Regions from separate parts of the Homo sapiens genome. Here region 2 is linked to region 1. The links are chromatin loops, found by intact Hi-C in ENCODE. Cell type or tissue: PC-3. All regions are shown on one strand. Region 1 overlaps DEPDC5 (DEP domain containing 5, GATOR1 subcomplex subunit). Region 2 overlaps DEPDC5 (DEP domain containing 5, GATOR1 subcomplex subunit).

The links. Peaks named below come from ENCODE experiments on the same cell type or tissue, not always from the same donor. Only the 100,000 strongest peaks of a DNase experiment are listed, where the experiment ranks them.
Region 2: a loop joins it to region 1, with 2.5 times the contacts of the local background. A loop is called at or near these places in 7 of 110 quality-filtered maps.

What each region holds. Positions count from the first base shown.
Region 1 is chr22:31,817,155-31,822,154 of GRCh38, forward strand. DEPDC5 (DEP domain containing 5, GATOR1 subcomplex subunit) reads left to right here. Exons shown (of 43, transcript NM_001242896.3): 22 at 1,868-2,071; 23 at 4,348-4,483. It also overlaps the pseudogene RPL17P52. Among named protein-coding and RNA genes, the nearest start is that of DEPDC5, 66 kb to the left of the region's middle. In PC-3, a CTCF peak has its summit at 2,025 (motif pointing right); no DNase peak of the experiment used is centred here; H3K27ac peaks cover 439 bases.
Region 2 is chr22:31,762,896-31,767,895 of GRCh38, forward strand. DEPDC5 (DEP domain containing 5, GATOR1 subcomplex subunit) reads left to right here. Exons shown (of 43, transcript NM_001242896.3): 5 at 2,080-2,165; 6 at 3,690-3,773. Among named protein-coding and RNA genes, the nearest start is that of DEPDC5, 11 kb to the left of the region's middle. In PC-3, no CTCF peak of the experiment used is centred here; no DNase peak of the experiment used is centred here.

The sequences.
Region 1 (5,000 bases):
GCTGGAGTGCAATGGCGTGATCTTGGCTCACTGCAACCTCTGCCTCCCGGGTTCAAGCAATTCTCTTGCCTCAGCCTCCCGAGTAGCTGTGATCACAGGTGCCTGCCACCATGCCTGGCTAATTTTTGTATTTTTAGTAGAGATGGGGTTTCACCATGTTGGTCAGGCTGGTCTCGAACTCCTGACCTCAGGTGATCTGCCCACCTCAGCCTCCCAAAGTGCTGGGATTACGGGCGTGAGCCACCTTGCCTGGCCAAAGTGACATCTTTCATATACTTGGTGGCTTTTTATATATGCATACCCTTGATGGCCTGAGCAGTTTCATGGGTGGTTTCTTTTATTTGTTTGTTTTGAGACAGGTTCTCACTCTGTTGCCCAGGCTGTAGTGCAGTGGTACAATATTGGCTCACTACAGCCTCAACCTCCTGGGCTCACGTGATCCTCCCACTTCAGCCTCCCAAATAGCTGGGACTACAGGTGTGCACCACCACACCCGGCTAGTTTTTAAAGTTTTTGTAGGGACGGTCTCAATCTGTTGCCCAGGCTGGTCTCGAACTCCTGGGCTCAAGTGATCCTTCCACCTTGGTCTCCCAAAGTGCTGGGATTACAGGAATAAGCTACTGTACCTGGCCTGTACTCATCTTTTTTTTTTTACTAGGTTTTTCTCTTTTATTTCCTTAATAACTAACTAGACTATGTTCTTTTTTATTTTGTAAGTTAGAGCATCAATTCATTAATTTACAATGAACAGTAAAACTTTCACAGAAATCTGAACATTCTCTTCTTTCCTGCAAAGCAACTTGAGGAATGAAATACAGTATTACAGTGTATGAGGTTCTGTGCTAGGCATTGGGTAGATAATGATGGCCAAGACAAATTCCTTGGAGTTTGCATCTGCTGGACCCACTTTTTCATCTGGGTGGTTGCTTAATGAACATGGAATACACACAAGAAGAGTTGGTTGTGGATTTCAGTTCTTTGATCCACTCAGGCATGCTGTCTCTGTCTCCATAATGGGACCTGTCTACCATTGCGCCAGACAGGTGGTGTCTAAATATCATACCATCTCCTTGCCTGGTCAAGGCTGGAGGCATCCATTTCTTCGTTATTTTTTTCTCAGTAATTTTTTTAGCATAATAACATTTTATTGCTTACTCATGTCCCAGCCCACTAAGTCAGTGGAGGGGCTACTGATCCACTCAGTCCATTCAGGAACTCAGGTTCCTTCCATCCTGGGATGCCATGATTATCAACATTGGTCTCCTGGGTTGCCACAAAGGGAAAAAGAATGCAGATCATTTGTGGAGATCATTGTGGTCCAGGCCTGGATTTGAAGCATATAATTTCTACCTGGCCAGAACTAAGTCATTTGGCTTTATTGCAAAGGGTCTGGGAACTATAGTCTTGTGTCCAGTAGGAAAATCAAATGGGTTTATAGTGAAGACATTGACTAGCTCTGCCAAGATCTGCCCTTCTGGTGACCACATAGCTATTTTTATTGTTCCTCCCTCTTAGAGAATATACTCGTTCCTTTCCCAAGGGAGACAACTCAAGTCCCATCATTCAGTCATTGCTTCCAGCTCAAAGTTCAGGATCTTCAGGCAGTGTCCTTCCCATCAGATTTGGTTGTGACTTCATTTTGCCAGTAATTTAGAACCAAAACTCCCTTCTCCCAAGTATTTAAAAGCAAACAAATGCAAACATATTTCATTTCTTTATAGTTTGACAGTTTTGCTCATTTCTCTCACTCCCTGACATTTATAATGCCCAAGATTCTTGTCAGCCTTGGTTTATCATTCTACCTAGCTCTGGTTTCACTGTGGTTCTGTGGTTTTTCTTTGTGACTCAACTCCATGATAACTGGCAGATGTCCTGGAGAACATGATGGAGCCACCACAGCGAGACTCCAGTGCACCAGGGAGGTTTCACGTTGGCAGTGCAGAATCCATGCTGCATGTTCGACCTGGTGGATACACGCCCCAGAGAGCACTGATTAACCCCTTCGCTCCCTCTCGGATGCCCATGAAGCTTACGTCCAACAGAAGGCGCTGGATGCACACTTTTCCTGTGGGTAAGTTGGTTGCTTAAGAGAGAGCCTTGGACTAGGAGCTCCTAGCCCTGGTCCTCAGTGTCGGTCACCCATGTGTCCTTGGTCAGGTGCCTCTGTTGCTCCACCTGTAAGATGGGATAACCATGCCCACTTTGGCCATCCCAGGGGTTCTTGTAAAGATCCTTGAAGATGCACTTGGGAATAGGCTTTGTAACTAATTAGCTGTATAAACCTGAGGGCTTTTTTGTTTGTTTCTGCCCTTTTTTTTTTTTTTTTCTTTTGAGACAGGGTCTCACTCTAGTTGCCTAGGCTGGAGTGCAGTGGTGCAGTCTCAGCTCACTGCAGCCTCAACCTTCAGGGCTCAGGTGATTCTCCCACCTCAGCCTCCCAAGTAGCTGGGACTGTAGGTACGTGCCACCAGGCCTGGCTAGTTTTTTGTATTTTTAGTAGAGACAGGGTTTCACCATGTTGCCTAGGCTGGTCTTGAACTCCTGGACACAAGCAATCTGCCCACCTTAACCTCCCAGAGTGCTGGGATTATAGATGTGAGCCACCGCATCCGGCCCTTTGTTTCTATTTGAGAGGAACTATGCATTGCCACCTGCTTTCTTTCCTAAGTCAGATGTCCCTCATTCTTGTTCATTCCTTCTTCTCTTAGATCTCTTGGATATTGATATCCTGTCTTGGTTACAAGGAGTTATGTTGTTTTGTTTTCTGTTAGGTCTCTCTGACAACTGAAAAAAAATTTTCCCCTGAATTCACTTTTTCCTAGTCCATTCTTTTTTATCTATATTCTGTTCTCAAGAAGATGACAGTAAGATTGTCTCAAGCTGTGGCTAAAATTAAACTTTAGCTTAATGGGCTCTTATTGAGCTGGAAAGGAACAAATGCATTAAACTCCAGGATTTTGTGTGTGTGTGTGTGTGAGACAGTGTCTCACTCTGTTACGTAGGCTGGAGTACAGTGGCGTGATCTCAGATAACTGCAACCTCTGCCTTTTGGGTTCAAACAATTCTTCTGCCTCAGCCTCCCAAGTAGCTGGGATTACAGGCATACATCACCACACCTGGCTAATTTTTGTATTTCTAGTAGAGACGGGGTTTCACCATGTTGGTCAGGCTGGTCTCAAACTCCTGATCTCAAGCAGTCCACCCACCCCGGCTTCCCAGTGTGCTGGCATTACAGGCGTGAGTCACCGTGCCTGGCCAAATTTTTATTTTATTTTTTTCATGGAAACCATCCTGCTGAATACCTGGAAATGCCTATTTTCTTTTGTACTTGCCTTTAATATTTAAAAGTTAAATAAGTGAGAAATAGATCTGAATCATTTGGCTGTAACTGGGGGGTCATGCCTAAACCCCGTTCTGCCCCCTTATCTCTGCTATAATCAGTCACACTACTTGTTTCTTTCTGTGTCCTTTCCCCTCCATTATTGTCTCCACTGGTTCCCTTCCAGGTCACTTAGAACTCTTGGTGTTTCTTCAGTGACCTTCATCTTTTCATGCTTCTGTGCTTCTCCTCCTCCCACTCTTCATGTACACTTTATTGGAACCATATTCTGCAAACAGTTTGCTTCGCTTCTTCCTCCTGTTTAGCTGGCCTTTCAGTAGCCAAGGCCCTCCTTCATCAGGGTTCCCTGTCTTCCTCATTCCTATCCTCAGAGGCTCTCTTCCTTCTTGGCTAATCTTGTGGTCTCCTGCACGTTTTGCCTCTTTCAGGTTTGGGATTTCACAGGTATCATTTCATCTACCCAGATGCCCTCTTCCTTCAATCGCTGTTAACTTTGTTGAACACTTAGCTCTACAAGTTCTCCTTTCCCAGGAAGCCTCATTTTGTAGACTTGACTAATTGTAATTTGTTTCCTACTCTGCCTTTTTTGCACTTAAACATCTTCTGCTTCTTAGAGTCACAGTTGTTACTCTCCTAGGTATTAACAGAATCATTTGGTGTTTCACTTGTATTTCCCTCTTACTGAGTTTGTGTTAGCCCTCCTGGCAAGGGGCCATGCCTCCTATACTTGTATATTTCACTGTGGCTATTCAGTTGACACACCTGAGGCAGAATATCCTAAAATATTCTTAACAGATTAGACAGGATGATAAAGGTGAGGCTCCTTAGTAGGATGGGTCCTGCTTGGAAGAGCAGATGTCCTTTGGGAGCCACCCTCTGTGGTGTGTTCTTCTTTCAATCTCACCAACATCTGTATCCCAGTAGCTGGAAAGAAGGGAGAGTATAGTTAAGTGCACAGCACTAGCTATCAGGTGGGAATGATGCTCAGTGGTTCTTTATCTGGGTAGGGCCATCCGGAGAAGCCATCCAGATCCACCACCAGACCCGACAGAATATGGCGGAGCTACAAGGCAGCGGGCAGAGGGATCCAACTCACTCCTCTGCAGAGCTGCTGGAGTTAGCATATCATGAAGCTGCTGGAAGGTGAGGATGTGCACAGGGCTCTGGAAGGTAACCTGAGAACACTCTCCAGCACCCAGGACAATGTGCAGAACAGACTATTGACAAAATGTTGTTTAGAAGACTTGAAAAGACAGTATGAGGTCAGGGCCTTCCTTTGTTGGCCAGTGGCATTCCCTTCAGTTGGTGAAGGGCAAAGCAAACATCCTGACATTTTTGCCTGAGATGTTACCTAGGCCCTGTTTTAGGTTTATTTTGAATCCAGAACACACTTTGTAAACCTCAAACGTGGGTTTTTCTAAACCTCAGTCAAAGGTGAATCCAAGAGAGGAAATTCTTTGGATTTGGAATGCTGAGACAGGAGATTCATGCTGTGTGTTTTGGGCAACCTCTCTGACTTTTGTGATTTTGGTCATTCAGAAATAAATCCCACTGTTGAGTTTAGAATAAGTTAATGCTAAGGGCAATGGAAATGAAGGCTTATGTTTATAGAAACAACTCTTTTTGAACCAATGCTCTGAATGTGTTACGAACATCCAGT
Region 2 (5,000 bases), 54 kb before region 1:
CCTGCGCCTCCTGGGTTCAAGTGATTCTCCTGCCTCAGCCTCCCAGGTAGTTAGGACTACAGGCGTGCACCACCATGCCTGGCTAATTTTTATATTTATATTTTTATTTTTTTGAGATGGAGTCTCACTCTGTCACCCAGGCTGGAACGCAATGACATGGTCTCAGCTCACTGCAACCTCCGCCTCCTGGATTCAAGGGATTCTCCTGCCTCAGCCTCCTCAGTAGCTGGGATTACAGGTGCACGCCACCACACCTGGCTAATTTTTGTATTTTTAGTGGAGACAGGGTTTCACTATGTTGTCCAGGCTAGTCTCGAACTGCTGACCTCGTGATCCGCCCTCCTCGGCCTCCCAAAGTGCTGGGATTACAGACATGAGCCACCATGCCCGGCCTAATTTTTATATATTTAGTAGAGATGGGGTTTCACCATGTTGGCCAGGCTGGTCTCAAATTCCTCACCCCAGGTGATCTGCCTGCCTCAACCTCCCAAAGTCCTGGGATTACAGGCGTGAGCCACTGCACCATTGCCCCTGCCTTTTTTTTTTTTCTTTTTCCCTTTCAGACAGGGCCTCTCTCTGTTGTCCAGACTGGAGTGCAGTGGTGCAGTCACGGCTCACTGCAGCCTCAACCTCCCTGGGTGCAAATGATTCTCCATCTCCCACCTCCGCCTCCCGAGTAGCTAAGACCCCAGACGCCCAGCCCACAGGATCATGCCTGGCTAATTTTTTTTTTTTTAATTTTTGCTCAGGCTGGTCTTGAACTCCTGGGCCCAAGCAGTCCTCATGCCTTGGCCTCCTAAAGTGCTAGGATTACAGGCATGAGTCACCATGCCTGGCTATCCACTCATATTTAACAATTCAATATTTCAATTTGAGGAGAAAACATTCTATAAAACCTGGCTACTCTGGTTACGCTGCCTATGGGTTATCCCTGCTCTGCAAGGAGCAGTAAAAAAAAAATTTAAAGTTTTCATTTTTATTGTTATGTTGTGTGGTGTTATGTTTTTTATGTTATGTTATGTTATGTTTGTTATGTTATGTTATGTTATTTTGAGATGGAGTATCCCTCTGTCGCCCAGGCTGGAGTGCAGTGGTGTGATTTTGGCTCACTGCAACTTCCACCTCCTAGGTTCAAGCAATTCTCCTGCCTCTGCCTCCTGAGTAGCTGGGACTACAGGTGCGCACCACGACACCTGGCTAAATTTTTTTTGTATTTTTAGTAGAGGCGGGGTTTCACCATGTTGGTCAGGCTGGTCTTGAACTCCTGACCTCATGATCTGCTGAGCCACCACATGCAGCCAATTTAAAGATTTTAAAAGAATTCTATAAAACCTTAATCCTAAGAATGGCCTTCATACCTTCCCCTTATCTCCTGCCCCATGTTACGTTTCTTACCAGACTTAAGGGCTCATTGAAAAATTTGTTTCTTCTTTACCACTGATAACTTCATTCCAAAGAGAAGATCTCCTTTCTCTTCTGGAGTTTTACAGGTCTTTGAACTTTCTTATCTTCCTTCTTATTTAATTTATTTATTTATTGAGACAGAGTCTCATTCTGTCACCCAGGTTGGAGTGCAGTGGTACGATCTCAGCTCGCTACAACCTCTGTCTCTGGGGTTCAAGCGATTTGTATGCCTCAGCCTCCCAAGTAGCTTGGATTACAGGCGCCCACCATCATGCCTGGCTAATTTTTGTGTTTTTAGTAGAGACAGGGTTTCACCATGTTGGCCAGGCTGGTCTCGAACTGCTGACCTCAGGTGATCTTCCTGCCTAGACCTCCCAAAGTGCTGAGATTACAGGTGTTAGCCACCATACCCAGCCTCTTCCTTCTTAAATTCTTTATTTTCCCTCCCTTCTCCCTTTTTCTCTCCATTTTTGTTGATTGCTTAGGCTCTGGTCTTATTTCACCTAAAAAGCAGAGAATTGTTTAAATTCTAAGCTCCTGAAAGGAAGAGACTGTGTGTTGCCCGTGTCAGATGATCAATTGTGTTGCTTACTGAGTTGAGTGTTTATAGATTAGAATATATGGATCTGCTTTTTCAAAATATGTTATCTGAGCCAGATATTGTTTCTGTTTTAGAAACTATCAGTGTGGACCAGACTGTGACTCAAGTGTTCCGGCTGAGACCTTATCAGGATGTCTATGTTAATGTCGTAGACCCTAAGGTATGTCTTTGTTTTGTACTTGAATATCTTTTTGGAATAAGCACCCTTCCTCAAGGTTAGATTACTAAGGAAACAATGGGTTACTTAAGTGTAGTGTTAGCCTATTAAATGTGTGGCCTGCTAGGTGTGGTAATTTCAGTACATCAGGAGGCTGAGACAGGAGGATCACTTGAGGCCAGGAGTTCAAGACCAGCCTGAGCAGCATAGTTAGACCTTGTCTTTATTAAAACTTTCCTTTTTCTTTTTTTTGAAATGGAGTATCACTGTTGCCCAGGCTGGAGTGCAGTGGCGTGATCTCGGCTCACTGCAACTGGTGCCTCCCAGGTTCAAGCCATTCTCCTGCCTCAGCCTCCTGAGTAGCTAGGATTACAGGCCTGCACCACCGCACCCAGCTAATTTTTGTATTTTTGTAGAGACAGGGTTTCACCATATTGGCCAGGCTGTTCTTGAACTCCTGACCTCAGGTGATCCACCTGCCTTGGCCTCCCAGAGTGCTGGGATTCCAGGTAGGAGCTACCGCGTCCTGCCTACTAAAACTTTTCTAAAAGATTAGCTGGGTGTGTTGTATATGCCTGTAGTTCCAACTACGTGAAAGGCTGCAACAGGAGGATTGCTTGTGCGCTATTGCACTTCAGCCTGGGCAACAGAACAAGACCTTGTCTTGTAAAACTAAACATGTAGACCATGGGTGGTGGCCCATGCCTGTAATCCCAGCACTTTGGGAGGCCAAGGCAGGCGGATGACTTGAGGTCAGGAGTTTGAGACCAGCCTGGGAAACATGGTGAAACCCTGTCTCTACTAAAAATACAGAACTTAGCTGGGTGTGGTGGCGCACCCCTGAAGTCCCATCTACTCGGGAGGCTGAGGCATGAGAGTCACTTGAGCCCAGGAGGCGGAGGCTGCAGTGAGTGAGCTGAGATCGTGCCACTGCACTCCAACCTGGGCAACAGCAATATCCTGTCTCAAAAAATAATAATAACTAAATAAATATGTAGCCTACATGTCATTTAGAATGTAGGCAGTATGTAGGTTGCATTTAAAACCCACCACCACTTTTCTTGAAGCTTGTCCTAACCATTTTCTGTATGTGAAACTATATGTAAAACTTTCTATTAAAATACTAACATTTTAAAATGTATTCTCATTTTTCTTCAAGAAGTGATGTTATAATAGATAAAAATTATTGTCCAGAAAGTACTATTGACATTAATAGGGAAATAAAGTACATAGGTAAGTGTCATGTTTGTGTGCCAGAATCCAGACTAAAATACAGAATGAGTCCCCCACTACCCATCACACTCAATGTGCTACAGCAGCTATAGGATCAGTTGTAGATTTACCAACTATACTGAAAAGTGTGCTTTTGCAGGATATAATTCTGTTCATCAGAGTTCTGCTACTGAATGGTCTTCCAGTAGTTTTCTTTTTTGCAATAAGTTTTTTTCCATGGTAAGTGGGCATTACCTTCTGACTATAAAGTGTGGCAAAGTAATGTCAGAGATATCATTTGATTATTCCTTTTAGGATGTGACCCTTGACCTAGTGGAATTAACTTTTAAGGATCAGTATATTGGCCGTGGGGATATGTGGCGACTAAAGAAAAGTTTGGTAAGATGTGATTTTTTTTGAAAGTCTGTTACTTTTTCCATTATGTGAATAATCCCTGTTTATTATGGGAGAAGAATATAAAATCGTTTCTGATTTTATATCAGCATCTACAGACAATTATTGTCAACGTCTTCTGTGTTCTTCCATTCTCTTTTCACTGTTCTTTTGATCTTTTGTTTACTGTTACAGATTTTTACTCAGCATTTTTGGTTTAGATAGGAAGTTATACTGTATTTTACATTGGAATAGAACCGTACTTTTCAGGTTTTCACTTTATCCCATTTGCTCCTCACATCTCCTCATGGACAGGTATTTATTATCCCTAATTTATAGAGGTAGAAACTGAGATTGAGAAGTTAGGTAATTGCCCAAGGCTAGATAGTAAGTTGACTCTTGGCCAAAACCCAGATCCTGTGGCTTCCAGATCACACTGCTTTTTGCTATACCCTCTTCCCGTTTTCCACATGTATTCATTGTTTTTTTTTTTTTCTGAGATGGAGTTTCGCTCTTTCCCCAAGCTGGAGTGAAATGGTGGGATCTTGGCTTACTGTAACCTCTGTCGTCTGGGTTCAAGCGATTCTCCTGCCTCAGCCTCCCAAGTAGCTGGAATTACAGGCACCCACCACCATGCCCGGCTAATTTTTTTTTGAGACGGAGTTTCTTGTTGCCCAGGCTGGAGTGCAATGGCGTGATCTCGGCTCACCACAACCTCGGCCTTCCTGGTTCAAGCGATTCTCCTGCCTCAGCCTCCGCAGTAGCTGGGATTACGGGCATGCACCACCGCACCTGGCTAATTTTGTGTTTTTAGTAGAGATGGGGTTTCTCCATGTTGGTCAGGTTGGTCTCGAACTCCAGACCTCAGGCAATCTGCCCGCCTCGGCCTCCCAAAGTGCTGGGATTACAGGCGTGAGCCACCGCTCCCAGCTTTTTTTTTGTATTTTTAGTAGAGGTGGGGGTTTCACCATGTTGGCCAGGCTGGTCTTGAACTCCTGACCTCAGGTGATCTGCCCACCTTGGCCTCCCAAAGTGCTAGGATTATAGGTGTGAGGCATCGTGCCCGGCCCATTTTTTAATTATTCATTTGTTTATTTTTTTTGAGACAGAGTCTCGCTCTGTCACCCAGGCTGGAGTGCAGTGGTGCGATTTCTGCTCACTGCAAGCTCTGCCTCCCGGGTTCACCCATTCTTCTGCCTCAGCCTCCCGAGTAGCTGGGATTACAGGCGCCCG